2 separate regions of the Homo sapiens genome follow, and region 1 is linked to region 2. Evidence: chromatin contacts called from ENCODE Hi-C data. All regions are on one chromosome and are shown on one strand. Each heading gives the region's core, a stretch centred on a gene start or an enhancer-like site at or near the end of the contact. The rest is flanking DNA. Distances are from core to core; before and after follow the strand shown.

The links. Hi-C counts contacts between places; a loop is a spot of excess contacts on that map. Pooled maps may share reads with other maps.
Region 1: a map of A673 shows a loop between it and region 2 (6-fold over the local background). The contact joins two enhancer-like sites. A Hi-C loop is called at or near these places in 1 of 168 maps with a recorded cell type or tissue (A673), 5 of 37 single-sample maps with no recorded cell type and 3 of 50 pooled maps.

What each region holds. Positions count from the first base shown.
Region 1 is chr7:41,939,050-41,944,935 of GRCh38, forward strand. No RefSeq gene overlaps it. Among named protein-coding and RNA genes, the nearest start is that of INHBA, 240 kb to the left of the region's middle. Within about 2 kb of position 3,800, at least 7 of the 41 ENCODE cell types and tissues checked have a DNase peak (open chromatin) inside an H3K27ac peak, as active enhancers do.
Region 2 is chr7:41,820,923-41,826,792 of GRCh38, forward strand. No RefSeq gene overlaps it. Among named protein-coding and RNA genes, the nearest start is that of INHBA, 120 kb to the left of the region's middle. Within about 2 kb of position 1,536, at least 2 of the 41 ENCODE cell types and tissues checked have a DNase peak (open chromatin) inside an H3K27ac peak, as active enhancers do.

The DNA of each region.
Region 1 (5,886 bases), core at 2,550-5,049, 120 kb after region 2:
GAATCTAAATAGGAAGGGTAAGACCTGGCAATGTAGTTATGACCACCTCCATAATTATTAACCCCCAATCCTTGGTTCCAGACTTTTAATCCAAAAGGAGAAGCATCTATTGGGCATGCCTTCTTGTGTGCCAAGTAATGCATTGTCTACACTTGAAAGGGGATGGGATGTTGGACTTTAAAATCAGTTAAAAAGCCTATTTCAAATGCAGATTCTGGCCTCCAGAGATTTCAGTAAGAAAGGGACAAGGAATCTGATTTTTCATTTAAGAAGCAGACCAGGGCCGGGCGGGGAAGCTCATGCCTGTAATCCCAGCACTTTGGGAGGCCAAGGCGGGTGGATAACGAGGTCAGGAGATGGAGACTATCCTGGCTAACACGGTGAAACCCCGTCTCTACTAAAAATACAAAAAATTAGCCAGGCGTGGTGGCGGGCACCTGTAGTCCCAGCTACTCTGGAGGCTGAGGCAGGAGAATGGCGTGAACCAGGGAGGTGGAGCTTGCAGTGAGCGGAGATGGCGCCACTGCACTCCAGCCTGGGCGACAGAGCAAGACTCCATGTCAAAAAAAAAAAACAAAAAAAAAAAACAAGAGGCAGCCCCGAAGATTCTGAAGCAGGTGATCTCTTAGCCACTCTTTGACAAGCACAGATTTAATGTCTCCTAGACCAAACAGGCAGACACAGCAGAATGAAGCTCTCCAGCTCAACTGCAGGGTGGATGTGCCTAGTCTGTCTTGTCCCTCTTCCTTGCCAAGGTGGCCCTTTACAGCTGCCCTGTTCAATACAGATGAGCCACAGGAACTATTGAGCATTTGAAACGTGGCTAGTCCAAAGTGAGATGTGCTGCAAATGTAGCACAGACATGGAATTGTGAAGATTTGGCAAAATCAAAAAATGTCAAAGGCGTCATTAATAATTGTTGATGTTACATACTGAGATGACAATATGTTGGATTTATAGGTTTAAATAAAGTATAAACTTGATTTCACTTTTTAAAAACTTTTTAAAGTAAGGCTACCAGAAAATTTAAAATTACATTTGTGGCTTTAATTTGTGACTTGCATTATATCTCCATTGGGCTGCCCAGGTCTAGTCAATCCCTGCCACAGAACACGGAGCAACACCTCCATCCTGTCCCCAGACCTACTGCTCTTAATCACTGAGGCCCCTTTGGAACTCTAATAACTATAATTTGTGGTTCCTTGTGTGCCAGAATTGCACTAAAAACCTTATCCATGTTCTCTCATTTAATGTTCACAATCGCCCTCATGAAACAGCCATTTCAATCTCTGGTTCTCAGATACACTGCTCCCAGTACTGACCTCTTCTGAAGCTTTTCTGGTGCTGTATTGAAAACCTCCTCCTCTCTGTAAGTCCTCCAGCCACCTCTGAGCTGCTGGAGATCAGACCCATTTGTATTTTAATTCTCACTTCCTAGCACATGGCGCTCTGGGACGCAGACAGATTAAGTGACTTATCCACCCTCTGGGTCACAGGGCACCAGGATTTGAATATGATCTGTCTGCAAAGTCCACGCTTTTTTTGTGTGTTTTTGAAAATCACTTTATTGAGGAATGACACGTAAAAAGCAGTATGCTTTTCAACCATCACATATGCCAGCTCCCAGGTGGGCTGCTGTGGGAGCAGGGAAGGGTGCAGGGAGGAGAGCCCACTTCTCTTTCCCTGTGATTATTTTTCCTGCACGGGGTTGTATGGCCAAAAAGTGCGCAAATAGATTGGTAAACACTAAAGCTGGTCCTCGTTACTGACAGGTGAAAAGAACATGTGTAAGACCCAAAACACCTAGGAAGGACATTTGTAAGGTGACTAAGCCTGAGCTCCGCCTGTCTCTTTGGAAGCAGCCAAGGTACAGTAAATGCTCTTGAACACCAGGGGGCAGTGTGTGACTGCCGTTTCTCATTCCGCTCCCTACAGAGCCTCAAAGCAGTTTTTCCCAGTAAAGCTGATCTCTGCTACATGGGTCCTAACTCTGAGCCTCTGTCACCTCTGTCAACAAGACTTTCCTTGAGTGACAAAAACTGAACTTAAGTAATGTAAGTGCCCACAACAGCTGAAGTCTGAGCAATTCTTAGCGGCAGGAAGATGTTTCTCTTGCTGCCTGAACTACTCCTAGAATGGTAGAGCATCAAAGAACCATAGCTCCTTAAGCATCTCTGGGCAAGAGGTGCCTGACCCCTATCCCTGATGGCACTGAGTCCTGTCTGGGACACTCTATTACATTTCTTTTCTGTCTTTCTCCTTCCTTTCACCTACAAGTAAATCTTTTCTGTTTTAAGAAATCAGTCAAGGCATCAGCAATGAACTCTGGGTATGAGACGCCCACTCATAGGAGCTCAAAATCCCCAAGCTCCTGGGTATTTTCACATGGATGGGATGCTCTCCTCACCCTCAGTGTGCCCCAGCCGCGGCTCCCCACCCTCGGCCCCTCCCCTTGTGGGTTCCCTTCTCAATGCCCTGCACCTGGGAGCCTCCCTCTCACCCAGACTTTGCCATGACCTTGTTCTGCTCACTCTCTTCTCCTTTCCCTGCCTCTGGCTATTCCCTGTCACCCACTGACTCCGTGGAAGAGGACTCCCTCCCAGCTGAGTGTGTGACCCCAGGGCCCACTCTGCTTTCCGCTGGAGGCAGCCAGTGAGTGGTAGACGCATGGGATCTGCCTTCACACAGTCCAGGCTCTGTCACTGACCAGGCAGATAGCCTTGGACACCTGCCTGAACCTCTCTTCCCTTCCGCCCTTCAGATCCCTCATTTCCTCATTTTGGAGCCTCCTCTGGGGCACACGCTAAGACCTCTGGGCACATGGTCATCGCTATGACCAGCCCTGGCCCTCTCCTTTTGGGGGGCAATCAGTTACATGCTTCTTTTGGCACAGAGTTCATCTATATCCATGTTTGAAGTGATTGCCCGGACATGAATATAAGGGTCACTGCCTAACTCGCTGCAATAGTTAAAGGGAGTAACGAGAAGGGGGCCCTGCTGAGTGGTCTGGAGTGGGGTAAAATGAAAGGCAAACACACCGCCCTTGATGATTTAGACTCCTCTACAAGAGAGACTAATCTACTACATAGACTAGGACACATTCCACAGATGAGGAAACAGAGGCTCATAGAAAGTTCAACAACTGGCCGGGCGTGGTGGCTCACGCCGGTAATCCTAGCACTTTGGGAGCCTGAAGCAGGCGAATCACTTGAGGTCAGAAGTTTGAGACCAGCCTGGCCAACATGGTGAAACCCCATCTCTACTAAAACTACAAAAAAGTAGCTGGGCTTGGTGGGGGGCGCCTGTAATCCCAGCTACTCTGGAGGCTGAGGCAGGAGAATTGCTTGAGCCGGGGAGACGGAGGTTGCAGCGAGCGGAGATCGTGCCATTGCACACCAGCCTGGGGGACATAAGTGAGACTCTGTCAAAAAAAAAAAATTCAAAAGTTCAACAACTTGTGCAGAGCCACTTGCTACCCGAGGACCCGTGACTCAAGCACATCGGTGTGGTTTAAAGTCCACCCTGTGGCTCCTCTCACGCTCCTCCTACCTCCGGGTCAAGGGGCGCTGATGTAAGGCATTCCGCTTGTGCCTTTCAAAATAAACAACTGCTTTCAAAAGACAAACGGAATTATACATAGACTAGGACAGTTGAAAAAATGCTAGATTCTGTCCCCGCAGGGAAGTGGCCGACCCGATGTGTGGAGGGGCTGGGAGCTGCCATGCCCCGCACAACCCGGCGCACCCTGCGGGCTTCACGCGTGGGCTTCACGCGTGGGACTCGCAGGCTCAGTCTGCAGGGGCGCTGCTGTCACCGCACCCGCCTCCCCAGCTCAGGCAGCCCAGGACTCCCTCTGGCTTATATGTAGTAAAAAACAAAGGCAGTGTCTGGTTCAGATCCAAGAAAGCCACAGCAGTGGCCACAGAGATGTTTCTCCAAGTCTCATATTGATGAATCCCAAGCATATTTGAACTGTTTAATACCCCCATCTCCAAAGATGCTCTTTTTTAGCTAGTGTCCAATCCCTATATTACAGTTCCTAAACAAGAAACATTCCCCGTGCTGAATCCGCGTGGTTCTTTCCTCTTCAGCGCAGAGAACGGAGGTGGAGATGGGCTCCGGTGCTCCCGCTGAACAGGGACGGTGCGCAGTCATTCCCCGCCTGCACCACGCGGTGGCAGCAGCAGCATGGGCTGAAGGGGCTGTTGGACGCGTTTGCAGCTCCGCCCGCTGAGAAGCCACTATTAAATGCCCTGCAAACTGGGCATTAATCCCCAGGCCCTCCACAAGTGTGGTGAGGGGAGTGTGGAGGGAGGGAAGGAGGGCAGTGGACAGTCAAGTCTTGGAGATTGTGCCTGATGGCTGAGTGTTCTGGAATAGGCCTGTCCTTTCTCTCATTGACAGGGGGAGCTAGAGCTGGCAGGAGAGGGCCAGGAATTTTTCTCTTGCTGACACTTTGCAACAGGTCTGGCCTTTGGACCCAGAACCCCATAAGACCAGGCCTGTTCTTTTGCCTATGAGACTTCCTCGTTCACAGAAGCTATGACTTCTAGACCAGGCATCGTTGACTTCTGGCCTCCTCCCTCTTCTTCTAAAATTTTCTCCAAAAAGCACACCCACTGGCCCCCCTGGTGTGTCCCCTCCAGCTCTGGTCCTCCAGGGCAAAGCCCAGACTCCTTCATGGGGTGTTTGGGGCCTATGCACCTTCACCCCGAGTTTTCACTCCTGCCAGTGCCTTATGTACATCCTGTCAACCTCCTTCCTGACCCTCATCTACAGAGGTCCACTCTCCCACCTCATACTGTCTCTTGTACCTTCCTCTCCACCTCTTCCTCTTCTGAAAGGGCCCCTCCTTAGTCAGTGTTTAACTCATGTTCTTGGAACCCTTCCCTGATGTCTGAACTGTTAATTATAACCTGTGCCACTTCCCTGGTGCCTGCAAACACTGCAAGACTTAACTCATCTCCTGCTCACAATGATTCAGTCATCTGGACAGATGAGGACACTGAGGCACAGATACATAAACTTGCCTGAGGTCCCAGAGCTAAGGAAGAGGCAATCTTAAATTGTCATCTCTGAGTAAACTCACATATTCTCTGCCTTGGAACTCAGAGACTGGGATTTTGCCACTATGTTTCTCTGTGACTGATTATGACCCAAACAATGTCATAACATCTTTTTTTTTGAAACATAGTCTCACTCCGTCACTCAGGCTGGAGTTCAGTGGCACAATCTCAGCTCACTGCAACCTCTGCCTCCCGGGTCCAAGCGATTCTCCTGCCTCAGCCTCCTGAGTAGTTGAGATTACAGGTGCACCACCACGCCCGGCTAATTTTTATATTTTTAGTAGAGACGCAGTTTCACCATGTTGGCTAGGCTGGTCTCGTACTCCTAACCTCATGTGATCTTCCTATCTCAGCCTCTCAAAGTGCTCAGATTTACAGGTGTGCACAACCACTCTCAGCCAATGTTTGTATTTTTAGTACAGATGGGGTTTTACCATGTTGGCCAGGCTGGTTTCAAACTCCTGAGCTCAGGTGATCCACCCTCCTCGGCATCCCAAAGTGCTGGGATTAGAGGCTTGAGCCACTGTGCCTAACCCCAAACAGGGTCACACATCTTGATTCGCAAAACAAGGAATGTGGAGAAGTGGTGAGGGTTGGGATCCCTGTTCTTGCACTTGCTAGCTGAGTGATTTCAGAAAGGTAACACACACACTTTCTCTTTCTCTCTCTCTCCATTTTTAAAGTGGTGGTAATACTAGTAAGACTATTATGAGAATAGAGATTAGAGATATAATATAAATGTGTTCAGTTTACAGTTGAGTCTGTGAGTGCAGTATCCAGAAGTATTCCATAAAATGGAATACTCCTATAGCCAGGAACT
Region 2 (5,870 bases), core at 286-2,785:
CAAAATATATGTAAAAGTAATTTGACAAAGACAAGTGAAAGGCAACAGACTATATGTGTGTGTTTGTACCATTGATTCTCATTTTTAATGAATTCCATATTTTCAAATCCATCTACTCTGTGAAATGTATTTCTAACTCCCAAGTCAATACTCTGTGCATTCATGGTCATTTACAGATGTGGACAGAGTGGCAAAAATTCAAATAGCCGGATGGGCATGATTTCTGAGATTGGACAAGGCAATGCTTTACCTTCTTATTTCAGTTCTTATATTTTAAACACGTGTCCTTTTGGCTATCAATTTCATGACACATTTTTTGCATTTTTGTGCTTTTTCCTCATGATTTCACTGTTTAAAATGTCCCCCAAGCATAGGACTAAAGTGCTGTTTGGTGATCCTAAACACAACAAAGCTGTGAAGTACCTTCTGGAGAAAATACAGGTGTTAAATAAGCTTCATTTGGGAATGAGTCACAGTGCTATAGGTCATGAGTTCAATGCTAATGCATCAACAGTATATGTTAGATGAGATGCCATTAAACAGAAATATACTTAAAATAAAGTTATGGATTGATCTGTTGGTGAAAATGTTGTGACCTGAGGTTCACAATCCCTAACTCTGTATTTCTCCCAGGAGCAATGGCTCAATATTTGCTAATTCAGTGTTTGCAGTGACTTTATAGAACATAACCACTGCAGATGATGGTATTTGCCTGTACATTCATAGAAAATGAGAGAAGGAAGAGGAAAGAGAATGGTTGCATGATTATAGGTGTCCACATTTTTTTCTTCGAATTTTTATTGTTTTCAATTCCCTCAGGAAAAGGGGGAGAAAGGATGGAAGGAAGGAGAAAGAAGGAAGGCAGGAAGGCAGGAAGGCAGGAAGGCAGGCAGGCAGGAAGGAAGGAAAGGAAGGAAGGAAGGAAGGAAGGAAGGAAGGAAGGAAGGAAGGAAGGAAGGAAAGGAAGGGAAAGTTAAATCACCAAAAAATATACTTTGATGATTCTACTTAGAAGGGAATTTCAGGCCTCACACCCCTTCCAGCTGAGAAGTTTTCCTTTACACTAATCTCAATTCTGTCTCTTCCATTGTCATAGATCTCCTTTAGGGGTCACAAAGAGCAAGGTCTTTCAGCCCAGCATGAAAAATCCTTTGAATTACCTCCTCTGTAACTCACTCCTGGAGTTACAGGGTGATTACACTGTTTCTTAGATTATCATAAACTTTATAAAACATATTCTGAAAGATGCATTTGTGAGCTCTATTAGTTTGTGAAACGTTCCCTCTCTCGTTTCAGCTGTTATTTTTCAGAGGGAAATTTCATTAATATTACTTATTTTCAAACTAAGTAACAGTTTGTACTGGGACCACAATTAAGGTTCTTGGTTGATAATCATTCATGGTTAAGCATCCAGGGCTAGCAAGGAAAGAGAGATAAAGAAAATGAGAAACAGTGAGAGACATAGAGAGAGCTAAAGGGGGAAGAGAGAGAGAGAGGGAGGAGGAGAGGGAGGAAGGCACCACCCCAGAGCTCACATTTAGCCAGACCTCAGGACCTGCAAGGCTGTGAATAGTGTTCTATATTTAGCCTACCAGATATTTCGAGTAGTTCTGAAATTGGAAAGCAATGTTTTTCCATGAATTCCCTATAATAATATTTCCTAAGTCAACTCTAATCAAAATATTCCCTTTTCATTCTGTTTTTCCAAGTCTAGAGTGAGCCACTGATGCCCTCCCTTAGAAGGCTGGAAAAGACTGCAGAGCAGGGCAGTCCTAGTCTAGTCAAACCCAAACTTCCCTGGCCTCAATCCATGTTGCATGTGGGCACTGGGGACAAAGTCCCTCTGATGAGAGCAATGGTGAGCCATAGGATTGCTTTCCCACAAAAAGCAATGGGCTCCCAGGACTTCAATCCCATACTACCAATATATTTCCCTGGGGCTTCCATCCTCCCAGAGGGAACCCATGACATCACCATCAATGAAAGCCTTCACCCCATGTCACAACTGTACGTATATCTATAGGCACCACCTGAAAATCCCTCCCCCAGTCTATTCCAGGACCACAAACACATAAGCTGCTTCTCAGACACAGCTTTTTTATTTCAGAAACCAAAGGCTTATATTGAGAGTATCCTCACCAGCAGTCTTAGAATTGCAAGAATGCACATGAGTGCTTTTGGGCTGGACGTCTCCTCTGTTCTGGGAAAAGTTGCCTCTAGTAACTACCTGTCCTCACACCAGCCAGCCCTACCTGTCCCCACACCCCATACACTTGAATACAAGGGGAAGGAGTGTATGTTCTTCATCTTGCTTATGGAAACTGAGGGAGGGTAGCAAAGATACATTGGTGAAGCCAATTGCAGAGGTGATATCATGGTAAAATAACAGGGTAATAGCTTCTTCCAGGCAGTATACCATCAACCCAACGGCAAGAGCACCTTGAGTCAGAAAGGATGAAACTAAAATATGATCAGGAAGCTTTCTGTGTGTGTTGCAAATGACAGGCTGGAGGAGAGCAGACTCCAAGAACTAGAAACTTAGGAGCAAATACAAGGAATCAGACATTTGTAAATATCTGACACAAAAGAGAAAATTGTAGGAAGTAGAAGACCAATGATTTCAGTGGTGTGGAAAAAGCCAGTGGCTGCTGTCTTTAAATGTTGCGATGATTCAGATTTAAATCAGATCATATCATGCTCCTACCTAAACTCTGTAAGGTTTTCACTTGGAAGAGAATCTAAGCATCTTACCAATCTCATCTCACTCATGAGACTCCAGCCATACTGGCTCCATTCTGTTCCCAGAATATTTCCAGCTCTGCCTTTTCAGAGCCTTTCTGCCATGGTTCTCTCCTTCTAGGATGCTTTCCCCTCAGCTCTCTGCATGGCTGACTCCTTCTCGTGCTTTAACTGTGGCAACCTGTGCCACCCTAGGACACTGTGACATGGGCCTTCCTTACTCCAGTCACCACCACTTCTTACCCACTTACCCTCTCACATAACTGTTTACTTCCTCACTGGCACTTCTTGCAACTGAATATTGTTTTATTTATGTAATTCTTAAGTCAGAATGATTTATTACTGTATTTCCACTGCCTGATAAATAGTAGAAAATCAACAAATTTTTTTGAATGAATAAATGATGAATGGGGAATGAAAACAATGAATTAATTTACACATCTAGGCTGGTGTAGAAAGTAGGAGTAAGTTGAATTTCTGAAATAGAATCAAAGACTATAAGGTATTATTTAAGCACAAAGCAGTTTGAAATATTTAAGAAAAAACATTACGTGATACCCTAGAAAACAAGACCATTGTGGTACTTTTCATTTTGACTTCTATTTATTTTTACTTTAAAATATTTCTCTAGAAAGTCATGAAATTACCATTTACTTAATTATGAATCAGATGCATGACCACCTAGAGTTGAATTTTTTTTTCTATGAACATTACATGTAGATATTGACTTAAGTAATATTTTCAGCAGCAAATGTCTGATGATCTCGCAGGAAGGCCTCTCTGAGCAACGAAGTCATTATGAATATGAATCATGCATCATAACCACTCTCCTGGGGCACATCATAGTGCATGGATCAAGGCTCCATGTGGCTCTGTGGTGCTGGTTGCTGGCCTCCTCCTAATTTGAATGAAGCTGGTGTCTCAGCAACAGTAGGAAAGTGAAAATTAGAGTCTGTGTGGTAGAGTAAAATTTCTCCTTGCCAGTTAAAGCTCACAAAACCTTGCACATTTGTTTCTTTTGACCATTATCTTTTAAAGAACAGTCTTCAGAAAAATTATGGTGTGTTTTTGTTTGTTTGTCTTTTGAGACAGAGTCTTGCTCATTGTCCAGATTGGAGTGCAGTGGTGTGATATCAGCTCACTGCAACCTCCACCTCCCAAGTTCAAGTGATTCTCCTGCCTCAGCCTGAGTAGCTGAGATTACAGGCATACGGCACCACATCCGGCTAATTTTTGTATTTTTATTAGAGAAGAGGTTTCATCTTGTTGGCCAGGTTGGTCTCGAACTCCTGGCCTCAAGTGATCTGCCCACCTTGACCTTACAAAGTGCTGGAATTACAGGCATGAGCCACCACGCCTGGCCTAGAAAAAGTATTTTTTTTAAAGTCAATTTTGACTTCTATTTATTTGTATTTTAAGTCAAAAGGCTAAGACATTTTGGCCTCTATGACAAGCTTCTGAAAGTATTTCCTTGACTTTAATTAATTAATTTCAAAATAAAGGCATATCTAGCCAGTTCACACAGGTTATAAAACAGACATTGATATTAAAAATATAATACCTTTATTATAATACAATATATAAAATCAACTTTTTAAAAAAGACAGACATTGATATCTACGGAGAGAAAAAGGTGCCAGTTAGCATGGGCCATCCCGATGATGCTGACACTACACATTTGCCTTATCTGGAGCCTAAATGCTGACATTTGTATAAATAATCACAAATATGTATCTTCCAGGTGAGGAAAATCTGTTTGAAACAAAGTATATGCATCAGGGCAAAGGAATATGGATGTGTATATAGAAATGGGAACATTTATTTCTGTAGACCAATAGGACTAGCATAACTCAATGAACAAAGAATTTGCCAATGTCACTAACTTTATTCCAGATCCCTGCAGTAGTTACAGTAAAGTGGGTGGGTTAATCCTTGACGTGTACTAACAGAATATTTAAATTATTTATAATTTTTATCCAACAGCACTCAGATATCTTATAAACCCAATTAAATAAATATGAAGCTGGTTATATGGAAACTGAGGGAGGGTAGCAAAGAAATATGATGAAGCCAATTGCAGAGGTGATATCATGAAAAAATGTTTACATATAGTTTATATATATAAATTTATAAATATATATACATATATTCCTAAACCTGTCTTTTGGAACTTTCTTATAACATAGGAACTTCCCCTTAAAAGATACAAACTATGTTTTTAACTCCTTAAAATCATGCTGGTCAAAGCAAACCATTTGGAATTTAAATTTCCACCAAATACAACAAAAGAAAGCTGATGAATTTAATCTAATTTATTTAGATTAAAGGAGCAAAGAAGAAATGATGGTTTTTGCAGCTTCCTCAGGAGCTTGTTTCCACAAAACATCCTTAAGACACTTTCCCACCACGTTAGCCATCATTATTATTAGGCACTTGGCCAAGATGTATTTAGTTTGGCAGCCTGCCAAGTAAAGTTCATCAGGTCGTGGTGGTACCAAATTTGACAGAAAGCACAGCAAAGGAAAGGGTATTTTCAAATTACTATTTTCATATCAAAAATAGAAGACCAAAAGTCTCTCTTGTGAAATGAAAAACTTTACTATCATTCTTTGCATTCCTCTGTGATGGCAAATCCAGGCATCCTGACTTCGCTTACACCTCCCAAACACCAGGGAAGAAATCTTTCTTGTGGTCACAAAAAGGATCCCTGACCTGGAGGACAAGAGTTACTGCAAAATCACAGTGGCTTGTCCTGTAGAGCTCGATGGCATCTCTATTCACTGTGTTCCCTCTCCACCCAGGGCCTCTGCTTGGTTTTGAGTTGAGGGATACACCTGCAACTCCTTCTCTGCACTTGGATTAAACTGACAGCACTATCTCTTCTGCATAATGCTACCTTCTAGGCAACAGAAAGATGAAAAGTGTTGCCTTCTTTCAAAAAGGATGAAGCCAACGAGACTACCCCTGCCTCTTCTCAAGCTCCCTTGTAGATAAGCCTTTGTCAGCAGGTGGCTCACTGCCATTCCTTCTGAGAGTCCCAGCAAAGGGGAAAGAGAGTCCCTGAGGTGTACAATATCCATGGGAAGTGGCCAGAGAATAGACACCTGCTTGACCATGGGTTCCTGAGATGA